Linked DNA regions of Mus musculus: region 2 is linked to region 1. Evidence: chromatin loops called from intact Hi-C (ENCODE). Cell type or tissue: left cerebral cortex. All regions are shown on one strand. Links, peaks and the distances in the headings refer to the core of each region. The heading gives the core; the rest is flanking DNA.

What was found. Peaks named below come from ENCODE experiments on the same cell type or tissue, not always from the same donor. Only the 100,000 strongest peaks of a DNase experiment are listed, where the experiment ranks them.
Region 2: a loop joins it to region 1, with 4 times the contacts of the local background. A loop is called at or near these places in 5 of 42 quality-filtered maps.

What each region holds. Positions count from the first base shown.
Region 1 is chr16:88,818,343-88,829,117 of GRCm38, forward strand. It overlaps Krtap14 (keratin associated protein 14), which reads right to left and starts at 7,803. Exons shown (of 1, transcript NM_013707.2): 1 at 6,949-7,803. The coding sequence starts at 7,747. The coding sequence ends at 7,244. It overlaps 4930553J12Rik (RIKEN cDNA 4930553J12 gene), which reads left to right. Exons shown (of 4, transcript NR_138570.1): 4 at 1,800-2,550. It overlaps Krtap15 (keratin associated protein 15), which reads left to right and starts at 10,667. Exons shown (of 1, transcript NM_013713.2): 1 at 10,667-10,775. The coding sequence starts at 10,705. In left cerebral cortex, for the core only: a CTCF peak has its summit at 5,559 (motif pointing left); a DNase peak (open chromatin) is centred at 5,561.
Region 2 is chr16:88,365,982-88,376,756 of GRCm38, forward strand. All of the region lies in intron 2 of Gm33255 (a long non-coding RNA gene), which reads right to left. Among named protein-coding and RNA genes, the nearest start is that of Gm33255, 10 kb to the right of the region's middle. In left cerebral cortex, for the core only: a CTCF peak has its summit at 6,260 (motif pointing right); a DNase peak (open chromatin) is centred at 6,264.

The DNA of each region.
Region 1 (10,775 bases), core at 1,697-9,696:
CTGTAGTTAAGAACACAAGATGTTCTCCTAAAGGAACTGCATTCAAGTCTCAACACCCACCTGGTGGTTCACAAACATCTGTAAGTCCAGTTCCAGAGGATGTAAAGCCCTCTTCTGGATTCCAAGTGCACCAGGTATGCAAATGTTGTAAAGACATGCATTGGGACAAAACACGCATTTACATGTGTTTCTTTTTAAATAGTAAATGAGAGACAAGGTAAATGCAAATGGTTGGCAAAATAAGGAAAAAAACCTTTAATAAAAGTTTAGGCAATTTACACATTTTAAAACAGTTTAAAACTCCACTTTGATTGCTTCAATACTGCAATTTGGGAAACAAAACCCTACTGAGTAGCCTATTCATAACAATCACAAAATTTTCTGCATTGGTTTCTCACTTTATTATAGTTGACACATTATCCTTAATCATGATTTGTATCTTTTATTATGAATGAGACATAGAACCTTTGTAAAGCTTTATCTTGATCCTAAGAGCCAGAATAGAAATTTCAATTGAGTTAGTGCAATCGTGGTATAGATGTTATAGCAATGACCACCCACTTATCCGTTGGATTTACGGTTCACTCTGTTACACTGCTGAAGCAGCCAAGTGGCTGATAGATTACAAAGGACAAAATGCAGTGCTATTATTCTTGTAAAGGAACGTGGCAGTAAAATGACCCCCAATGCTAGTGCTGTATCTATAAAGCCGAGTATCACTGAACCTTTGTTAGAGAAGCTTCTACTTGCAGTATTGGGGACTGACACAGAGCTCAAGAACTGAACAATGAGCTGAGAGTGTAAGACCTCAGAGGACTCTGCAGCAGCCAGGTGTTATTGATCTGGCATATTTCTTATGGCACGTGGACATGCTGTTTATATCTCACTCCAACCCTACAAGACTGCCTCCCTAGGGCTGGATGCCACCCACAACTCCAGCAGTGTGCAATCAAGCTTCTCACAACCCCCCTCCAGTTTTGATTAAATTTTGTATCAGCATGCAGAACTGACAGAGATACTGCCTTATACTACTTTGTTATGAAGGATATTCCAAAGGACTCAGTTATGGATATGTACACCTAAGGTCTGAGATATGGAACATTTGCCAGATTCTGTCTCTTTCATGCAAGGTTCAATATTACTCAGTTTTTCTTTCTATCTTTTTATTTTGAAGTTTTTGTTAGGTAATGTTGAGTAATTCACAGAGACTAATGAGAAAATTAGAAAGGATGGTGAGGAGACATTAGGGTTAAACTTCAGTAGGTTCCACATGAATCCAAAAAGTATGTTTCCCAATTCATTAACAACAGGAACAACAACAACAAGTACATGAAACTTGCATCCCTTATGTTGTAAAGAAAAATGTTTTCCTCATAACATTCTATGACAAAACACACAAAAAGTATGTCAGGAGGAAAAAGGATCTTTCTGGACATTATGAAATAATATTTAATGTAAAGTAATCCTGGCATTTCTGACATAGGAGTAGCTCATTGCTCTTTGTCACAATGAAATTACAACAGCCATAAATATACTGTGTAGAGAAGTATTCAAATGCAACTACAATTACAGAGAAATTTGTGAGATTCACATCTTTTAGTTGCACATTTCTAAAGGACAGCCCACATATAGGATAGGGCTGACAATCTTGGGTACCACACCTCCTCTTGAGAGTATATAAGCCCACGTCTTCACAGGTAACATTCAGACTCAGGATCATCTCAATTACATCCACCAGAACTCACATCTCTCAACATGAGCTCTAACTGCCACTCTAATAACTTGTCTACCTCCTTTAGGTGCTGCCTGCCCATCGTGGGTTCCTCCTGTTGTTCCTCCTGCTCAAGCAACTTGATCGCCACAACCAGCTGCTCTCCCAGCACCTGCCAGCTGAGCTCCTCTTTCAACAGTGGCTGCCAGGAGACCTGCATTGAGCCCACTAGCTGCCAGAGTTTCTGTGTGGTGCCCAGCCCCTGCCAGGTGCCCTGCTACTACCCCAGGAGCTCCACACCCTGCAGTCCTTGCCAGGGAACATATGCTGGCTCTCTGGGCTTTGGGTCCAGCAACGGTTTCTCCCAGGATTATGGATCTAGAAGATGCTACATCATGGGTTGTGGATCCACTGTCTTTGAACCTCTGAATTATGGAGTCTCTGGCTTCCCTTTCCTGAGTTATGGGTACAGATTCTGCTACCCAATCCACATGGCTGATAATATCTGCCAACCATGTTATAAACCAACCTGTGGTAATATTATCTAGGGATTCAACTGCTGAGCCCCTCTCTTCCTTCATGCAATATATAAGTAAAAGTCTGTATGCCCTGCAAAAATTGTTTCTTGCTTACCTCCTCTTGCTATCTGTTATTTCTTCCATTATCAGCTTCTCTCATTCTCAATTACTGGGATATTCTGGAATTTATGGGTAACCTCCAATTATTCCTTTCTCTCTTTACTATGGAAAAATAATGATACATGTAGTTTGGTTTTCATCCAAGGGTAGTTGAAAACTCAAAATTTTTATCTAATAAATGTATGCATTCTGAAACCTCAATACATTGGTCACTTTATTACTAATTTGCTTATGGATTTGCATTCATACATTGGGGAATTCATTACATGTCAAATCACCTTTTCAAATTGTCTTTGAAAACATATTTCTATATTTAGTTGTGATTCTCATTTGCAATAAGGAACTATAGGAATGTCATGTTTCACACCTGAAGACATGGCTGACTATCACTAAGAATTGCTGAAATTGAGTAACAGGAAGTTTTGCTGATCCAGAGAAACAAGGCAATTGGGATGCTGACTAAACTTTTACACATCAAGGATAAGATATTAGGGGCTGGAGAGATGGCTCAGGGGTTAAGAGCAAGGATTGTTCTTGCAAAGGTCCTGAGTTCAATTCCCAGCAATCACATGGTGGCTCACAATCATCTGTAATGAGATCTGATGCCCTCTTCTGGTATGTCTGAAGAGAGCAATGGTGTACTCATATACATAATGTAAATAAATCTTTAAAATAAATAAATAAATAAACTTTAAAAAAGAAAAAATATTATATATTTTATAAATGGAGTCTACACATAAACAAAAACTATCTAAGTCTATTAGCATTTGAATGCAGACTTTTGGGGGGGGCATGAAAAATATGAGCTTCAGGTAATCTCTGGATAGATTTGATCATGTAAATGCTGTAATCCCAACCTTCTATGTTTCAGTATCTTTTCAGTACATTATCAGCAAACATGTATAAGGAAAATCACAACTATCCGGGATCAGGACCTGTTGTAGATCCCCTGATGCTTCCTCCAAATTCAACGTCTATTGACCTATAAACAATATGTCTAGGAAATATTGAGTATTTTTACTCAATGTGCTTAGTCGGATTCTGAAAGCAGAGCAGAAGTCAAAGATTGGGGACGGTTAATTTGGCATATGATTCTGGAAATCAAGTATTTTACACTATGGCAGGATATGTGTGTGTGTGTGTGTGTGTGTGTGTGTGTATGTATGTATGTATGTATGTGTCTGTGTGTGTGTGTAATGATAAAGAAAGACATCTACCAAAGAAATTCATTTTTAATTTGACCTAATCAACAATATATGGATTGCATTATCCTAGAGACTTTCAAGGTCATTTGGAAAGACTGTCACAGTTGTCCACCTCAGGGTCAGTCCAACAGGGAGCAACATCTCCTCATTATATTAGTTGACCTTTTGTAATTTCCTGGATTTTCATCACTGCACAGGGAAAGAATGACACTGGGCTCCTTCTGTTACCCTAATGTGACTTTTGAGATACTCACATATTTGTGTGTTGTGTACACCAAAAGAAACATGTGTTTACAGAAGGACTGTGAGCCTATCATGTGATATGTGTGCCAATGTCCTGTCTGGCATCATCATGACAACATGCTCTATGGAGCAAGGCACCATGAGACATAGGACTTTTTTCTTAACATTTACACATCCATAGAGACAGATTATTGTTCTGTTTAGACAGGAGGAAAAGGAGACACTAAAAGGGTTGGAAGCTTGCCATAGATTCAGAGAAAACCCTATAATAATCTGAATTCATAAAAATGTCAGTTCCTGTTGTTTTTTTTTTCTAGCAATTTTTGTTTGTTTGTTTTAAAAATCACAAATCATATCATAACCAAAGATTGATTTGTGTTTCTGCTGCTATGGTAATTGTATCTTAGGAGGAAACTTAATCTGTTCTATCTAGTTTATTAACTTCAAATAGATGAAGTACAATAAAAAAATTAAAAAGTACAATAAAAAAATTAAAGTAAATTCAAGTTTAGATTTAAGAAGAGAGTTTCAAGAGAGGTTGTTGTTGTTTTGTTGTTTTTTGCCCCATCTCTGTCTCCCCCTGTCTCCTGCCACTCTTTTTCATCCTTAGTAACAGTGTCTTCTCCCAATGGATGGTTTTGCTTTCTGCTGTTGCCATAAGGTTTTTGCTTGTTTGCTTATCTATAAAATGCTATTTTAACACCAGGAAAATGACTTAAAACAAATGAAAAATTAGGTATAAAGTTCACACATAAACACACTTTTGTCTCCCAACATTAAGCAACCATCTTCTAGTTAGTTCCTTCAGAGTCTTGAGTTATCTGTAACATTTTCTTTTATCATGTTTATCCGCCCACCCCCACCCCAGCCAACTTTCCCCAAGTTTAACTCCCTTCTCTATCCACCCAAATATTTTCCTTAAAAATAATTTAAGAGTAATTGTGCCTCCTGAATCTGTGGTCTCACCGCTGAAGTATGATCAACTTACCAGGGGACTACATTCTTAAAAACAAAACAAAAACAACAAAAAATAAAACCAACTAAACAAACAAACAAAAAAAAGCTGACCTTCCCGTTTCCAGCAGCTAAAAATTGCCAACCATCCCATGGCTAGGGGTGAGACTTTGTGTCCAACCCTTCCTTCCATGCCTGGATTTCTTCTAGTTTGGGCCTGTACAACTTTTATATATTCTACTTAAATCAATCTTCTTATTTAATTTTATTCTTACTTTTAATTTTTTATTTTAAATTATCTATAATATATAATTTGATATATGTAATTATGTATTAAATCAGTTCCTTCTGTTAATACGATCTGTACTTATATATCACATAAGCTTCTGTTACTCATTAAGGCATGTCTCCAGGCCCATAGACATTGTGTGTATTCAATAAAATTACATGCTTAACTTTTCATGCAATCAGTGATGGCATCAACCATCATGAGAATGTCTTCCGATTATTATATACGTTCTATGCTTAAAATTAACCTTTTATAGCATTCCAAATTCAATGCAGAAATCCTCTTTACGTTAAAAATGACATTATTTTTAACTAATTGTTTTAGAAAAGAATTGCTTTACAAAATGTAAAATTCTACACGCTGTGCTAAAATAACGATAAGAGGTTGTGGATTTAAACAATACAGTGTATGCTCACTCCACAGTATCCAGAGAATATAGACTATTCTCCATGAGTTCAGATGCAGCAAAAACTCATGTCCACACTTCCTGTACACCTAGTTTTCCCACTACTCCCACCTACTGGTAGTTACTGGGTATTGCTGTATCATGTTGGGTGTGGATGTGTCCATTACATTCACAAGTGGACAAAGGAAAACTAAAGATGCCCTTGGTCCTGTGACGGCTAGATGTCCAGTGTAGGGGAATGCCAGGACAGAGAAGTGGGAGTGGGTGAGTGGGTGGGGGAGCACATGCATAGAAGCAGGGAGAAGGGGAATGTGATAATGGGTTTCCTGGGGGGGAAACCACAAAAGGGGATAACATTTAAAATGTAAATAAAGTAAATATATAATAAAAAAGGGAAAGACGCAGCCTTTATGTAGGTCTTTTTTTTTTAATTGCCCACAACATTATAAAAACAATAAATTCTCTCATGGTAATCCTTCTGCGTGCTGTTTTTGAATGAAAAAAAAAAAGTGATCTCTTTTGTTAAAAGACTTCTTTTATAATGGAAGACTCCTCTTGTTTCAGATTTAACAAAAATAATTTGCTTTTCTTAAAGACTGAACCACGCAATGAACCCACAGCAAACATCAATTGACAGTACCCTAGAGCAGTCACTGTGCGTGCTGATGAACTTATACTGATCGTAATAAGTAAAAGGAAGATTGTGAGACCATTAACAAATAAAACTGGATGCTGAGACAAAACTGGAATAAAAAAATTGTATGTGGTGACCCTAGGCTTAGAACATCTCCACCTTTGATAATGATTCCTGGAATTCAGTGGAGAAGCCTTTGTGATGCTGTCCACTATGCAAATAAGATATCACACTTCTGCACCAAGTCAAATCCTGAAACAAAATAATATTCACATGGTTTTTAAATACTGTATATGTATATGTATGTATAGTATATGTATAGGTATATAAACCAAATTCTTTTCATCAGACCCAAGAGTCACAAGACCCAACTGGGATATCACCAAGATATATAAGTAACATATGAACAATACTAGCTATACCTGTAAGCAACTGTTGAATGTGTTAGAGATTTCATTTAGAAGCTCTGTTTATCTGGCAGTGAAGATGCGGGACTAGACCCCATCTCCACCTAATTCATGATCATGTAGCTTCTTACCCACCTGTAACTTTGCACATATTTTAGAATGCACTTCATAAGGATAATCTTTCTCCCGACATTACATAGCACCATTTGGAAAAAAAAAATCACAGATCTAAGTTTGTTATTCTAATAAGGTGCTCTCTTCATTTCACTGTGTGATGTATTAACAGATGGAGAAAACAGAAAAGTTGAAAAAAAACCTTCAAATACAAAAGGATAACTTAACTCTATACAATTAACATGTCAGGTTCATGATACAACAAAGCCCAGGGAGATGTTCTGAAGTAGTTTTGAAGTCAAGAAAATGAAAGTAACAATAATGGTATTCACAAGACATAAAGAAGTCCAGTTGCATATCTTTATTTAAACTTACAACCTTCCTCTTTGCAAAAATCAAGACCGGAAGTCTGAGTAATTACTAAGAGATATGCGAAGAAAGAATTATGCTTGATTTTTGCATACCTATAATATACAAGAAAACAATTTAGCATCTTTCTCTAATCAAATACGTTTTCCAATTACAGGAACTCATGAGTAGAAGTCAAATCTCTAGACTAATATAGAAACTCTGAAGACAGCACGGCTCTTAACACAGTAGGTAGTAGGCACCTTTTACATTTCTAATTTTCCCCAATAGAGATCAGAAGAAGCCAGTCCCACAGGTTGGCTGATAAGAAACAGACTGGCAGCTTTTGGTAGAGAAGCAGGTTGGGCGGTAAAAGCTGGATCCACAATTTAGGGATGAGAAAGTAGGGGTACCACATCCTACTGACTGGAAACCATGGGATCCAAAGCCCTGGGATGGGTAGCCACAGCCAAAAGACTGGAAACCCCTGGAACCAAATCCCAGGGATCCCGAGAAAGTTGACTGGCAGGGCCTGCAGGGCCCTCGAATCCTCTGACTGTAGAAAGGCCTCTGGCAGGGTCTGGAGACCACATAGGCTGTCTGGCAGTTGGTGGGCTCACAGAAGGTTTCCTGGCACCCACTGTGAAGAGAAGAGCCCAGCTGGTGGGTGATGGGAGTTTGGAGGTCAGTGCTGTAGAAGACGTTGTTGGGGTAGGAGGAACCGCATGAAGAGATCGGATACTGCAGTTGGCCCCCAAAGGACTGGGAGAAAGTTCCAGAGCAGCTGTTGCAGGACATGTTGAGAGGAGCTAGGAGTTTGAGGATGGGATAAGGAGAATGTTCAGAGTTGGAATAGCCCTTCTTAGACGCAAAGCACTTATATACCCCTGTCCTTGGGTGCGTCATCCCCATGGCACATGAACACAATTTACCCGCGGCTTTAATTGAATTGAGAATACCATCCTAGTCACGCATATTTACTTTTTGTGTGGTTTCACAACTGGATAGAGCAGTGATGTCTGCGGCCCTGGAATTCAGGTAATAGTGTTCAATCTTCAAAGCTGTTATTCATCTTCCCTCAGCAAAAGGTCACCCTGCACATCACTCAGAAAACTGCTTTAGAGGTAGACTGTCTGGGCTGAGGGAAGCTAGCTTAATTAAAAATAATTGATACCCGTTGCACAATCTGTCCGAAAATTGTTGCCATCTGGCTAGCAAAGTTGTTCGCTGATCCACACACAGTCATTTCTTTTAAACAAAAACACACACTGATTGGTGTCTCAAAATGGCAAGCTTCTGTGATGAATAGTGTCATCAAAACACTGATATGCAAGATGTATAAGGACTTAAAATAAACTGGACTTCAGTAAAACGATTTTAATGAAATGTGGAGAGATTCTTATTTCTCATGCACCTGCCTAAGAATGGAATCTAGATATTAAATATCCATCTTAACTTGTGTGTGTGTGTGTGTGTGTGTGTGTGTGTGTGTGTGTGTGTGTGTGGCTGTAGTACGGGTGGTTTGCTGTGCAGTGAGCTAAACGCTTTATGCTTTGTGCTAGTTTGAATGCTAAAGATTATTTATCTAAGATGGTAAAACTGCATTAGAAGGGACAATGCTTGAGGCAATAATGTCAAAGATATGTCTATCTCTAATTACGATCATTGTTCCCCACTAAAAAGACTCTCCATAACCCGGTAAGGGTCCTTATTCTAAAAGAAAAAAAAATCTTATAAAGCAATTGCCTTAAGGTGTCAGGCCAAAGGAGACATCGCTGGGAGGTGCTTCCTCTGGCCGAAAGCAGCATATATCACTTTGACTTAAATTGTTTTCAGATGCTTCTGACAAGTATTGCAAATTGTCCAAAGCAAGGGTCATATTTCCTTGATTTCCACAGCTTGTCTTCCACCTCAGTGTAAGAGCCTAATGAAGACTGATGCCCAGAGGTGGGGAGGGGAACCTGCAGATGGCTGCCTTGGGATGGCTGCAATGCTGTTTATTTCACTTTAAAGAACAACATTTCCCTCTACTTCTTTGTGTGAGAGAGCATCATTTTCTTTCTTTCCTTCATTAAATTAATATGTTCAGACTCATAAAATCTACAGTTTGAGAGATGTTAGCAAATGTCTCCGGTTTGGCTGCTGCTTCTTCTTCTTCTTCTTCTTCTTCTTCTTCTTCTTCTTCTTCTTCTTCTTCTTCTTCTTCTTCTTCTTCTTCTTTTTTTTTTTTTAAGAAGATCAGATTGGAATTCTCGTAACAGAAATCTGATTCAGTAATTCCTGGAACCCTAGAAGAACAGCTCATTTTTCAAACTTTGTCCTTAAATTTTAGACCAAGTAATCATAACTTTTCATGAAATTAGTCTCAGCTCATTTTCACTGTGTAATTTGTGCTGAGAACAATGGCATACAATGTCTTTCCATTTCTCCAAGGTTACTTAGGCAATTTCCTGTACCAGTGAACCATCTCTACAGTAAGCTATGCTGCACCTTGTGGAAGAGTACAGAAACATCTTAACACTTCATTTTCTGGGAAGAATATATATGCTAATTGATAGATACACAACATAAGCAACTCCAAAATAATGTCTTCACATTTCCATCTCACTTGATACCTTTCCCTACCCATGTGCTGTACCTAAGGGTCATTTGTAACCATGAGTTCTAAGTCTTAAACCTTTCATGACATTGACACAAGACAGATATTCTTCACATTCTTTAATAATGTTTAAACCATGTGCAATAAAAATTAAATAAAAAGAAAAGAAAAGCAGTATGGCTATACGATAACTTTTCAGAACTTGCTACTTTGTTGCCTGGGACACCAGTACCACCAGCTGGAAAAGAGATGTATCCTATGAAGACAAAGATATTTTGTTTCGATAATGAAGCTTATTAAGTTTGTTAATAACTTCCACCATAAAGCAATGAAGGTGTGGGGACACAAGATTCTAATTAAAATATAAAAAGGTTGGCCACATATCCCAGGGTGGTAGAGCACACATGGGTCCACAAAATTGTTATCCAGGAGAAAAGAATGGAAAAGAGGAGAAAAAAAAAAGAAGAAAAGAGAAAGACTACAAAGGGATTCTGTGATGTAAATATTTTACAGTCTAATGTTCTATAAGCACTCATGTAAACAATGGTCCTCTCAGCCTTATATAGTTTGTAACATAATTCACAAATTGTGTTATAAACATTGAACGTGAATCTTTTTTCTCCCAAGGATTAGCATTGCACTGTTCCACTCATAACATCCACAACATTTAGAGGGAGACATGTAAAAAGGGGATTTATTTCTTTCTATTTTCAACCAAGCTTCTAAACTTGGAACATCAAATTTTTCTTTCCAGAATACAAACTTTTGTAGAGTGTTGAACCAGGCAGGATTATTGCTGCATCATCCATTTCATCACATTTTGAAGCCTGGGATAAATAAAGCATCTATCTTAAAGATTCAATTATGGTGGCTTTCATTCGACCTACTGTAGATGTTGAGAAATTGCATTTTTACTCCATGAATAATTGCTTTGAAAACTAATGAAATTCCTTCATTTAGAAGTGCACATTCATAAAAAGTCCTTTGAAGGTTAAAGTATTTCATTTTTTACTGGAGCCCAATTAAGCAGTCTCATTAAAATGGACACAGGCTTCTACACCCATCTTTCTGGTATATAAGGGCCCAGGTTAGACGGTGGTATTCACACTCACAGATTCACCGCTGCCACTCAACTGAAACAAGAACTCCTGAGAACATGTCTTACACTTGCAACTCTGGAAACTACTCCTCACAGTCTTTTGGAGGTTTCTTGAGGCAGCCAGTCTC
Region 2 (10,775 bases), core at 1,968-9,967, 450 kb before region 1:
TCTTTGCCTCTTTTCTTGTTCAGTTGTTATGTCATACTCTGATTTGTTTGTATTTTGATTTATCTCATTTTATTAATATAATTCCTTAGATGCCTCTTTCTTTTCTAAAGAGAGACTGAAAGAGTCTGGACCTGCATGGAAAGTAAAGAACTAGGAGAAGCTGGGGGAGGGGGAGATTATATTCAGAATATATAGTATGAAAAAATTCATTTTTAATAAAAGAGAAAAAAAAGAAAGAAAGAGCTGAATAAGAGCCTGATGGAATTCCTCCACGAAAATAAAAATGAAATATTGATATATATTGTAGCATCAAGGGGTTTTGGCAGCATCTAAAGCAGCAGAAGCTAGTCAAAAATCAGTATGTGTTTTATAGCTGCATTTTCAAAAGTTCCCCATGACTAGAATATGTGTAGAGACACAAAATAAATTTGTGTTTGCTCCGGTGGGATTGGGTTCTGGTTGAGGGTAATGGAGGGATAGATGGGTGACTCAAGATTTCAGAGTGTCCTAAAGAAACTGTTCTAAAAGTGATGGAGATTATGACAACATGATTCGGGGACTGTAACTAATAAAACTTAAGGGTACATGATCTAGGATGATTGTAGACAATATGAAGTAAACTTTAGGAAACCTACTAAAATGGGTCATGAGAGTGTGTATTAAGAACTGGGGCACTTTGAATGAGTATTTGTCATAGTCTTGGGCATTTGAACACTTGTTCCTAAGTTGGTGGTGGTGCTGGGTTGGATTAGGAGGAGTAGCCTTGCTGGAGGAATCGTTACTGGGGTTGGACATTGTGAGGACAAAGGCTTGCACTATTCTCAGTTCACTGGACTTCCTGCTTGTGGTTCAAGATTTGGGCTCTCAGCATCCAACTTCCAGCCAGCTACTTCCTCCCGTGCTTCTTCATCACGATGGACTCTTATCCTTCTGGAACCACTAGACTGAATACATACTTCCTTCTATAAGTTGCCTTGGTAATGTCTTATCACAGCAACAAAAAAAGTAACTAGTTCAATGACCAAGTTTTTATTCAAGGGATTCTTGTGTGTATGATGATAAAGATTTTCCATAGGAGGGAGGCCATCAGACAGAGATGAAAATATGTTTCTATTAGCCCAAGAGGTTTGACAAAATTGGGAGATAAGACCCCTACACTCATCAGAAATTTGTTACATGACACCTAGGCAATGTTTTTAATGGCTCCATGCCTTTCTGGTCAATGGCATAAGTTCGATATGAAAGATGCTGTGAAGTCATGGTTTTAGCAATCTTGATTTACATTCCTACAATACAAGGATTCCTTTCATAACAACCATATGCCTTACAGTTAATAACTGGACCTTGATACAAACAGATAAAGCCCTAAGCACACCACTTTGTCTTTATTGGGCCTTTACTTCAAAGGAACCAGCCATGCCCAGAGACTTTGTACTTTCCTTGAAATATTTTCATGCAGGAGATCCTAGGAGGGCTTGCCTCCTAAGAGCAACTGATCCTGGGTGACTTTAGGAGGTAGTTTGAGTATTGATTTTTGTTTGTTTGTTTGCTTGTTTTACTGAGTGCTATGCTCTGCCAACACCCCATTTATTGGGATAGTAGGACATTAACACTCTTGTATCAATTTAGGTGGGAAAAATAGTACTAGATCCTCATCTGTAAGCTTCTATTTACTGTGGACTTCTGTTACAAATCATGGTCTCAGTAAGAATTCAGCCAAGAGGGGTGGGCTGAAGAGAAGGCTCAGTGTTTAAGAGTATGTACTGCTCATATAGAGGACCCGAGTTGGGCTTCTCCCACCAAAATCAGATGGCTCACAATTACCTTCCCTCTAGTTTCAGGTAATCAAACTGTCTCATCTGTCTTCCATTGCTACTTTTGCCCACATACACATACTCCCACATAGACACATAATTAAAAGAAAATAAAACTTTTTTTTTTAATAAAAAGCAACGACTAATCAGAGCCATTCCAATACTACATGATGGGGATTTATTATGTGAACCTGCCGTAAGCAGAGGTGTTAAGTGGGTGTTCACACCAAGAAGATAAAGGATTGGGCAGCCTCACTCCCCATTCTCCCTGACAGTTCTAGATAGGATATACATGGTGTGTAAAGGCCAGAGCTCCATTACCACCTAGATGGAAATGATGAATGAGGATAATACCCACATTCAGGAACGGTTCTGTACCTGGATGGCCATAGACTCATGCTCATCCCTGTACCACCATTGCTCATGTAGGACAGAGGGTGGGACTCATGCCTAGCAGTGCGGCAGAGGGAAGAAGAATTAGAAAACAGAGTTTCAAGGTTGACAGTATAATCCACCACTTTTTCAGGGTGAGTCACTGGCCACAGTGGCCTCCAGAAGAGTAAGGTCAGCAGGTCAGAGAGAGGAGGGGGCCGGCAAAAGGCCTCAGCAGCTGAACTGTGCCATTGTGCAAAGCCCCATGCTCCCTGTAGCCAGCAGTTCCTTCCGTCTGCCCTTGAATATGCAGGCACTATTTTTGGTTTTGCCGCATACGTTCTGGGTGAGACCTTAGAAGATAAAGTCTTAACATATATCCGGTAGTTTGATGAATGAGCTCACAAGGGGAGTGAATGAGGATTTGTTTCCAAAGTCATGCTTCTGCTCTCTGACCTCCTCCAGGTTATTTTTCCATCCCAGGCTGGAGCTGCGTTCTCTGGAACTGAGAGACTGGAGACCCCTGTTGCTGAAGCACAATGAGGAAAGAAAGAAGCAAAGTCCAGTGCTTTCTCATTGAGGTGGAGATCCAACAGACCATACAGATTAAAAATAGTGCTTCCCTCAAATGGAAATATCATAAGCTCTGCACTCAAGGGAAAGTGACCCCTCCTTACCCACAGTGGAGAAGTGGCCACCAGAAATATACTTGTAGCTGTGGAAGGAGAAAAACTAGGCATGGATAATCCCTGTTGATTTATTTATCTTCCCTCTTGGTCACTTTTCGTGTGCTGTGGTCTGAAGGTTTGTATATCAGATTCACCCCAGCTTACATCCATATTTCCAAATTCTAATCTCCAGGGTGACATCATTCAAAAGTAGGCTCTTGCATGTTGATTAGATCCTAAAACCAGATCACAGAGGACCACTGTATCCTTATTAAAACAACTCTGGGAGGTCTCCACTGTTTCTCCTTGTGAGATTTGCCTATGAAGTCAGGCATCTAGGAACTAATGTGAATCTTTACTCAGGGCTGCTGGCACCTTTCCGTGCGAGTCAGCCTGCAGGCTTGTTAGCACTACATTTCCGTTCCTTGCAGACAACCATGTTTGTAGTTCTTTTGTTATGATAGCCTTAGTTGATAGGCAAAGCTTTTCGGTGAGAAAAACCTTTCATCCTTATAATTTAGGGCTAAAGGGGGTAATGGAAATGATCCAAAAATCAGGATTCCTAAGGTATCTAAGTTTCTATAGGCCATAAGACTTACAATAAGAGAAACTCTAAGATAGCTAATACATGATTGTGGTTAAAATGAAATATTTTAGTAGCTGGGGAGACAATTCATTGCACAGACAGGGGGACCTGGGTTTCAGTCCCCAACTCCCACAAAAGGTAGGTGATAGGGCCGCTGACTTGTCATTGTCTATGCTCTGAATTCAAGAACAAGGGATCACTGGTCCAAGATGACAAACTGGACTGGCTGAACTGGTGAGCTCACTGAAACCAGAGAGAGGTCCCACTTCAGGAGATGAAGTGGAGAGTGACCAAGGATGGTACCTGATGCTAGACTCTGACCTTCTCCCTGCATGCACGACAGTTATATGGATTGGCACTAGCCTGCACCAGTACACACTGAAGCATGCATATTCATCATGTACAAATACCAAAAAACCCTAAGTATTTTAGTAACATAAATAAGAAATTAAAGTAAAAAGGTAGTAAATCTTGGCTTCTCCATGAAACATCATGTATGTGATGAACAGGCTTACGGATTTTCCTACTTGGGCCTTTTCCTTGCATAGTTTAGTTGCCACGGTTTTGGCATGCGATTTTGCTACATTAATTATTTTATGAAGAAGACGAATGATTCTGTTTTACTTAACAAATTGACTGCAATTTGTTTTTGTTGCTGAGAATTTAGGAAATTTGACTTTATATTCAAAATTGCTTTAATATCATTTCAATTTTCAAAACATGTCATATTTGGGGGAAAAAGTCCATTTTTTTTTCTTCCACAGAGCTTGAGGATTGGTTGGGGCCATTTATAAGCTATGAATGTGCCAAATATTCTTAAGCATTAGCTGGTGTTTTGAACTGATAATATACATGAATCTACTTATCATAAGTAGACACACTATGGTGGCTTAATTGCAAGTTTCATAATGATATTGATAATATTTCATGGCAAATCAACAGTCTTCATTAATTATTTTATCAAGGAATTGAAGAACTATTCATTTTGTTTAAAACTTTTTACTATCTTAATTTCACATTTGATATAATGTGTTTTTTTTTTGGGGGGGCTTGGGTGTTTTTGTTACACTGACATAATTTTATTAACCTTATTAATACTTTTGCTACATATTTGATTCATGTCACTCATATTTTCCAAAGTCTTCATCAATGGTCAATTTATTTGTTTGTTTGTTTTTTTAATGTGCAACACTTGGGATGGAACTCAAGGCTTTGCACATGACAGTCAAGTTTATCTTTGCATAGCGACACCCCCCAGCTACATAAACTGATTTTTAAAAGACAAAAATGAGCAATATCCATATGTACTAAATGAAGGCTCTGCAAAATCTCACTGTATACTGGAGCACTCTAATCTCATTTTCAAAATGCAAATGATGCACTTGAGTATCATCAGCCTTCTCATCAGAATGAGCATCTTGATTCTGTCCAGCATCTCTTTCAGGGATTCAAAACAGAGCTTAGCGTGCCTTGCCGTTGATAATGGCTTCACAGAAGGCAGCCCGCCTTGTTACATTTAGACTCAGAAACAAAATCAATCAAAATAAATAGATGAAGAACTTCAAGAAGCCATTACAGATATTTAACAAATAAGATCTTAAAGACTGAAAAAAGTAAGGTAATCAAAGCTTTGGCCCTGAGGACCGTGGTTTTCATAAAAATGTTCCCAAGAGATTTTTCAAATGTTCCTCAATGTCTTTTTAAGTCCGTGCCTAGTGTCTAGTTTTACTTAGTCAAATACGATCACCAGTGTATAGTCCTAAGGCCGGAGTTAACAACCGTACACTGAACTTTATGCTGTCATTGAACTGCACTGTGATCATGAGATATCTGTGCTAAAAGTCTATTATAGAATTTACAGAGACGTTATATTTAGGGTCTGGGTTACTTATGTGTTTGTTACTTAATTTTTCTCAGGGTTTCCAATTTGTTTCGAACAAATCCTAATGAATTACCAACTTAATAATGTCCTAAGTGTCTTTTGTTAAACAAACTAACTCAGCAAGTAATTTGACCTAAACAAGGGAATTTTCAGGATTCTAGGTTTAACATTTTTTATTACTTTTCTTAGGATGTATTTTTTAACTTAAAAAAATGAAATGAATATTATTATTTTTAAAACAATGAAAAGCAACACTGCCTTTACTTGTAACTTTAATATATTATGTTGTTTTTTTATTGATTTTTAGATCAAATTTAAAAGCCTGTTATAGTGGCTTGTGGTGCATTTTTTAGTGTTTTCAATGTATCAGTCAAGATATTTGAGTTAAGCAGCCTTCATTATGCTAAAATATTTTTCAAATAAAATGTTTGAATCTCCAGTATTATTTTTAAGTTTTTTAAACCATTTACTGAAGAGTAAGTATCTCTTTTAGTCATAGTGAATTCGATCTATCTTGATGTAATATTCTTGGAATGTGGATTTCGCAAACTTCTTTATTTAAGCAGTGTTGAAGAAAAGCATTTTTGATTGCAATGGGTCAGAGTCAAACATCACATGGTCTTTAATTAAGTCAATGAATTCGTCAAAATGAAAACAGTAGATGGAACTGGAGATGATCGTGTCAAATAAGGTAAGCCAAGCACAGAAACACCGTCCATGACCTTTCTTCTGTATAAAATATAAATACGCTGGGTTTCACAGAAAGTGGTGATCGTACAGAGGGTGTCAATATCAGGTGGTTAGGAAGAGGAGGTGGGAAAGAAAAATAAAGGGAATGGGCCAAGGATCTCAGTTCACCATTAGATAGGAGCGAGACACTGTAGTGTTCCCCTGCTGTACAGTAGGGGGCGGTATAACCATGGACCTTAATTCACCACTAGATAAGAGAGAGACACTCTGGTGTTTCATTGCTGTACAGTAGGGGGCGGTATAACAGTGGACTTCAATTTACCATAAGTTGGAAAAGAGGCACTCCAGCGTGCCATTGCTATAAAGTTGGGTGAGGAATGATCATAGATCTCAAGTTACCATCGGATAGAAAAGAGACACTCTGGTGTCTCATTGCTATACATTAGGGCTAGATAAAATGATAACAAATAGTAATAATATTCAGTATATTTTAAAAAGCTAGGAAAGGGGATTTAAATTTTTTACATAAATAAATAGATAGATAAATAATAAATAAATAAATAAATAAATAAATAAATAAATAAATAAATAAGAAATTCTTGAGGATTTAGACATGAATTTCCAAAAATACTTGCTAAATGTGTATGATTTTATGCCCTTATGTATCAGTCACAAACATAAAATTAAATTTGGAAATAGAAAAATGAAACCAGTTTTGCCCATTCATGCTCTTGTTGTCCGACATCAACTTCAATGTCCAGTTTCACAGTCTCAGTTCGCTTCCTGTTGAGAGAAATGAGGCCTCTGGTCTTCCTTTATCCTCCTTCCTTCACTACTGTGACTCTGCCTCTGTCTTCATCGTCTTTACCTGCACGTTCACTGTCGCTGTTGCGTGCTGAAAGATGCTGCTCTCCATCTTCCGTCTTTCTGGTAATGTGTTTGGCTTCCATTGGGACATTGTTGTCTAACACATTTGAGTTTTAATAGAGATTCTTGCTAAAATGGATACATCTGAAATTAAAGTGTAGAGGACAGCTGCTTAAGTGGTTTTCAGCTGCCAGGACAATGCGTTGGGAGTCACAGGGATGTGACCCCTTATGGCTTAACAGCTCGAGAACCTCCTTCCTAGCACAGATGGGTGTTTATCACTTTAACACTTTTCCATGGCCGGTTTGGTTGGGTTAGGGGCAAGCGTGTATGCTGTTTCACCAGAAGCAATCCAACTTCATTAAGGCGAGAAACATCTGACATTCTAAAACACAATTCAAAGCTTAGGAGGGACAAAATGCTTAACTTAGACTTACTTTTTCTTAGATTCTACAGATTTGTGAGATAGAAAAAGGACATTGTTGGAAATTCTAGTTCTTTTTTTTTTCTCTCTCTCCCACAGACAAATGAAGCTGTGCACCCCGATGAGTGGCAGGTTCTGCTTTAACCAGATGCCGATGAGAAACAGCTCTGACACTTTACAATCTTCCCTGCTTAATGTGGGAATAATTATCTTCTGTCTTCAGACTCCCTTCTGTGTCTGCACACTGTTAAATGTTATTTCCCCTCCGAATCCCACATTCTATTTCTGGTGGGTGTTTGGAGGTATCCTAATATCACGATACATCTGGCTCTGGAGTTCACAAGCAAACGTTAAGAGAAACAGCACGGTGGGTGGTAGCCATTGGCTCCGGAGCCATTCTTGCTCTGGGTTCCTTAGCAAATCGTTTAATGTATCTGATTCCCAACCAAAGAAATATAAATTCCACTAACCTAAAGTAATGCATAACAAATTGACCTTGCAGGTGCAAGGCAAATATCATCCCTTGCTTTTCAAATACAGCCAGCCACAAGGGGGTGCGAGACAGATCAGTCTTAGAGTGGGAAAAAAAAAAGTGGCTGACTTAAAAGATAATGGTTAATGCTTCATACCTTTATACATTCAACAAATACCCCTAACCAGAGAGCGTATATGGTATAGATATGTTCTAGGGTCTGGCTAGGCTAATGTAGAGAAGGTTCTTGCCTCTGAGCTCCCCAGTTTTCTGGAATATCCATCTCTATTCAAAATTGTGTTTTATTTTTGGGTTTACTTTCCACTCCACTAGACGATGCTCATGGGGACTAGTCCTCATCAGACAGAGCTGAGGATGTCACAGTGAAAACACTGTGAGGAATACCCAGCTGCTCTTGCCTCACAAGTCCCAGAAGCTTCGACAGAGCTACATTCAATTCAAGATGCCTTTCCTATGGCACACTCTGATATCCCCCATCACACTATAAGCAAGAGTGCCTGCCGTGGGCTTTCCTTCGGCTTAGAAAGAGTATTTTAGAAATGAACCAATGCTAGCTTCCTTCACATACAGTTGAAGGGAGGTAGAGGTGGGGTTCCTGTGGAATGGGATATAAAACTAATCCTGTGAAAAGAACAAAGGACTCTGTAGCCTAAGTATTAACCTCTGATACTTGTTTGTGCTCTTGTCTCCCTCTCTGTCTGTCTCTGTTTCTCTGTCTCTGTCTCTCTGTCTCTCCATCTTCCTACATTCCTTCCCCCCCCTCCTCCCTTCTCCCTCCCTCCCCCCTCTTTCTTTCTGTATCCATCTCTCTGTTTCTGTGTCTCTCTTTGTATGTGCCTGTCTCTGTTTCTGCCTCTCTCTGTTTCTCTCTGCTTCTCTCTGTCTCTGTCTCTCTCTCTACACACACACACACACACACACACACACACACACACACACACACACACACGAGTTTTGCCTAGTGCTTTTGAATGTCTCACTTTTAGGATTTGACATGATTTTTAAACAGCAGCTTACAGAGTCAGAGTGATCCTTACATAGACCAGGTAGTAAATCAAAGCTACTTGCTACAATTACACAGGGTGACACAGGCTCGCTGACCCAGCTGGAAATGTCATTCCTTTGCATAAAGATTTCATTCCTAAAAATATCCTAAAAGTGCTTTGAAAAGAAAGAAGAGAACTGTGGAACACAGCCCCCTCTCTTGCCTACCAGAAGTAGACCTACTTCAAATAAGATTTTAAGTATTTTCTAATATGTTTTTATTACATCAAGATTTTACACCCAATAGAATAATGTTTCCATTAAAATGTTTTTGTGCAGATCAGAGTTTGTCATTTATGTCCTTTCTGCCCATTCCCTGGTAAACAGAATCCCAGCAGGGCAAGGTCTTCAGCATTTTTTGTGTATGCCACATATCTGAACAACAGCCTGGGTCAAAGCAGACACTGCATTGAAGGCAAGGAACCTTTTAAGATTGATTGTGCTCTGGTGGGATGTGCTGGGTTTACCCTACAGAGCGTTAAGCCTGTGGTTTTAACCCTCTGCACTTGTGCAAGCATGGGGGAAAACAGGTCCCACTTAAAAAATATTTTCTGCTACCTGTGAGATAGAAATTTAATCCACGTTAATCTAACATAGTTGTCCACTAGCAGAAAATAAGGCACTGAAGGGGATATGACACAGTAAAGCTATTGTTATGGAGGTTATGGGTAGGAGAAGAGAATATTTAGATAAAGTTTTGGGCAAAAAGTGGTGAGTAGGTGTTCAATGACTTTAACCTAGCTTTGGCTAGTTTATATAGACATTTCAGGCAGTGATATTATACTGTTGCCATGCAATGCCTCTTCGGTTCATAAATTCATTTCCGGAGCTTGAAAGCTATCTTCTGGCATCTGTCCATATCTTTGAAGCTGAAATTGGAAGCTCTAACAATGATCTAAGAGAAGGTTCACAGCTGATTTGTTTTTTAGCCACTTATATTTTTCTCCTTTGAAGCAGAGCCTGATGAGAGATCCCAGATCTTGTCTTTTCTCAGTGGATTGTTAACTATTTTGAGTCCCTTTGCAAGTGTTGGCTCTGGAGTCCATCCCTCGTATTTCACATACTTCACTCTACAAAGCATCTGCAGCATCCAACCCGGAAGCCTTAAACTTTAGTAATAAACAAATCCCTCACTTTAAATACAACGACTTTCTTGTTGTAGAAAATACTAAAAGTCCTGGAGCAGGATTCTTTCCTCATCTTAGACTATTTATGTTCCCAGGAGAAAGACACACTCAGCCTTTATATATTTAAATAGCCTCAGGCAACACAGTAGCTGGGCAGCTGCCTACCCTCCATGATGCTACAATCTTTTTTTTTTTTTTTCTTTTGATAACCCCATGATATCACTTACTGTTTACTATGTTCCATCTGGGTTCCTCTTAACTCTGGTTGAGCAGCTCTCAGGGTGGTTTGTTTTTTGTTTTTTGGTTTTTTTGTTTGTTTGTTTGTTTTCCCTTAGCCCATGATAGCTCTTCTTCTCCCTCCTGCATGTTCTTCCTTTATTCCATGGTGGTTCTCCCTTCTCTTCCCTCCTCTTGGTTCTCTCTGGGGACTTATATTTTTTCTGACCAACTATTGGCTGTTCGCACCTTTGTTTACCAATCACAATTAACTGAGTGCTGGATCACAGGGTACTTGCAGATTGCAGATTTCAGATTGGGGGTGGGGGGTACCGTACTTACAATATTACAATAGACAATACAGTTACCGCATTACAATAGACAATGGAAGGCCTTAACAGTCTTTGAGAAATGTATAATTATGATCCTGTGTGGTTTTGTCCTTTGCTCCTTCCGGTGCTAGTGAGATTTCTCTTTCTTGTCCTCTTCTTCCTTTTGTTCTCTTACGCTGCCTGCTCTCTGCCCAGGTCTAGGCTGAGAGGAGAGAACCTGGTCCACCTGAGGCTCTCCTGGGCTGAAGAGGGATGGTGAG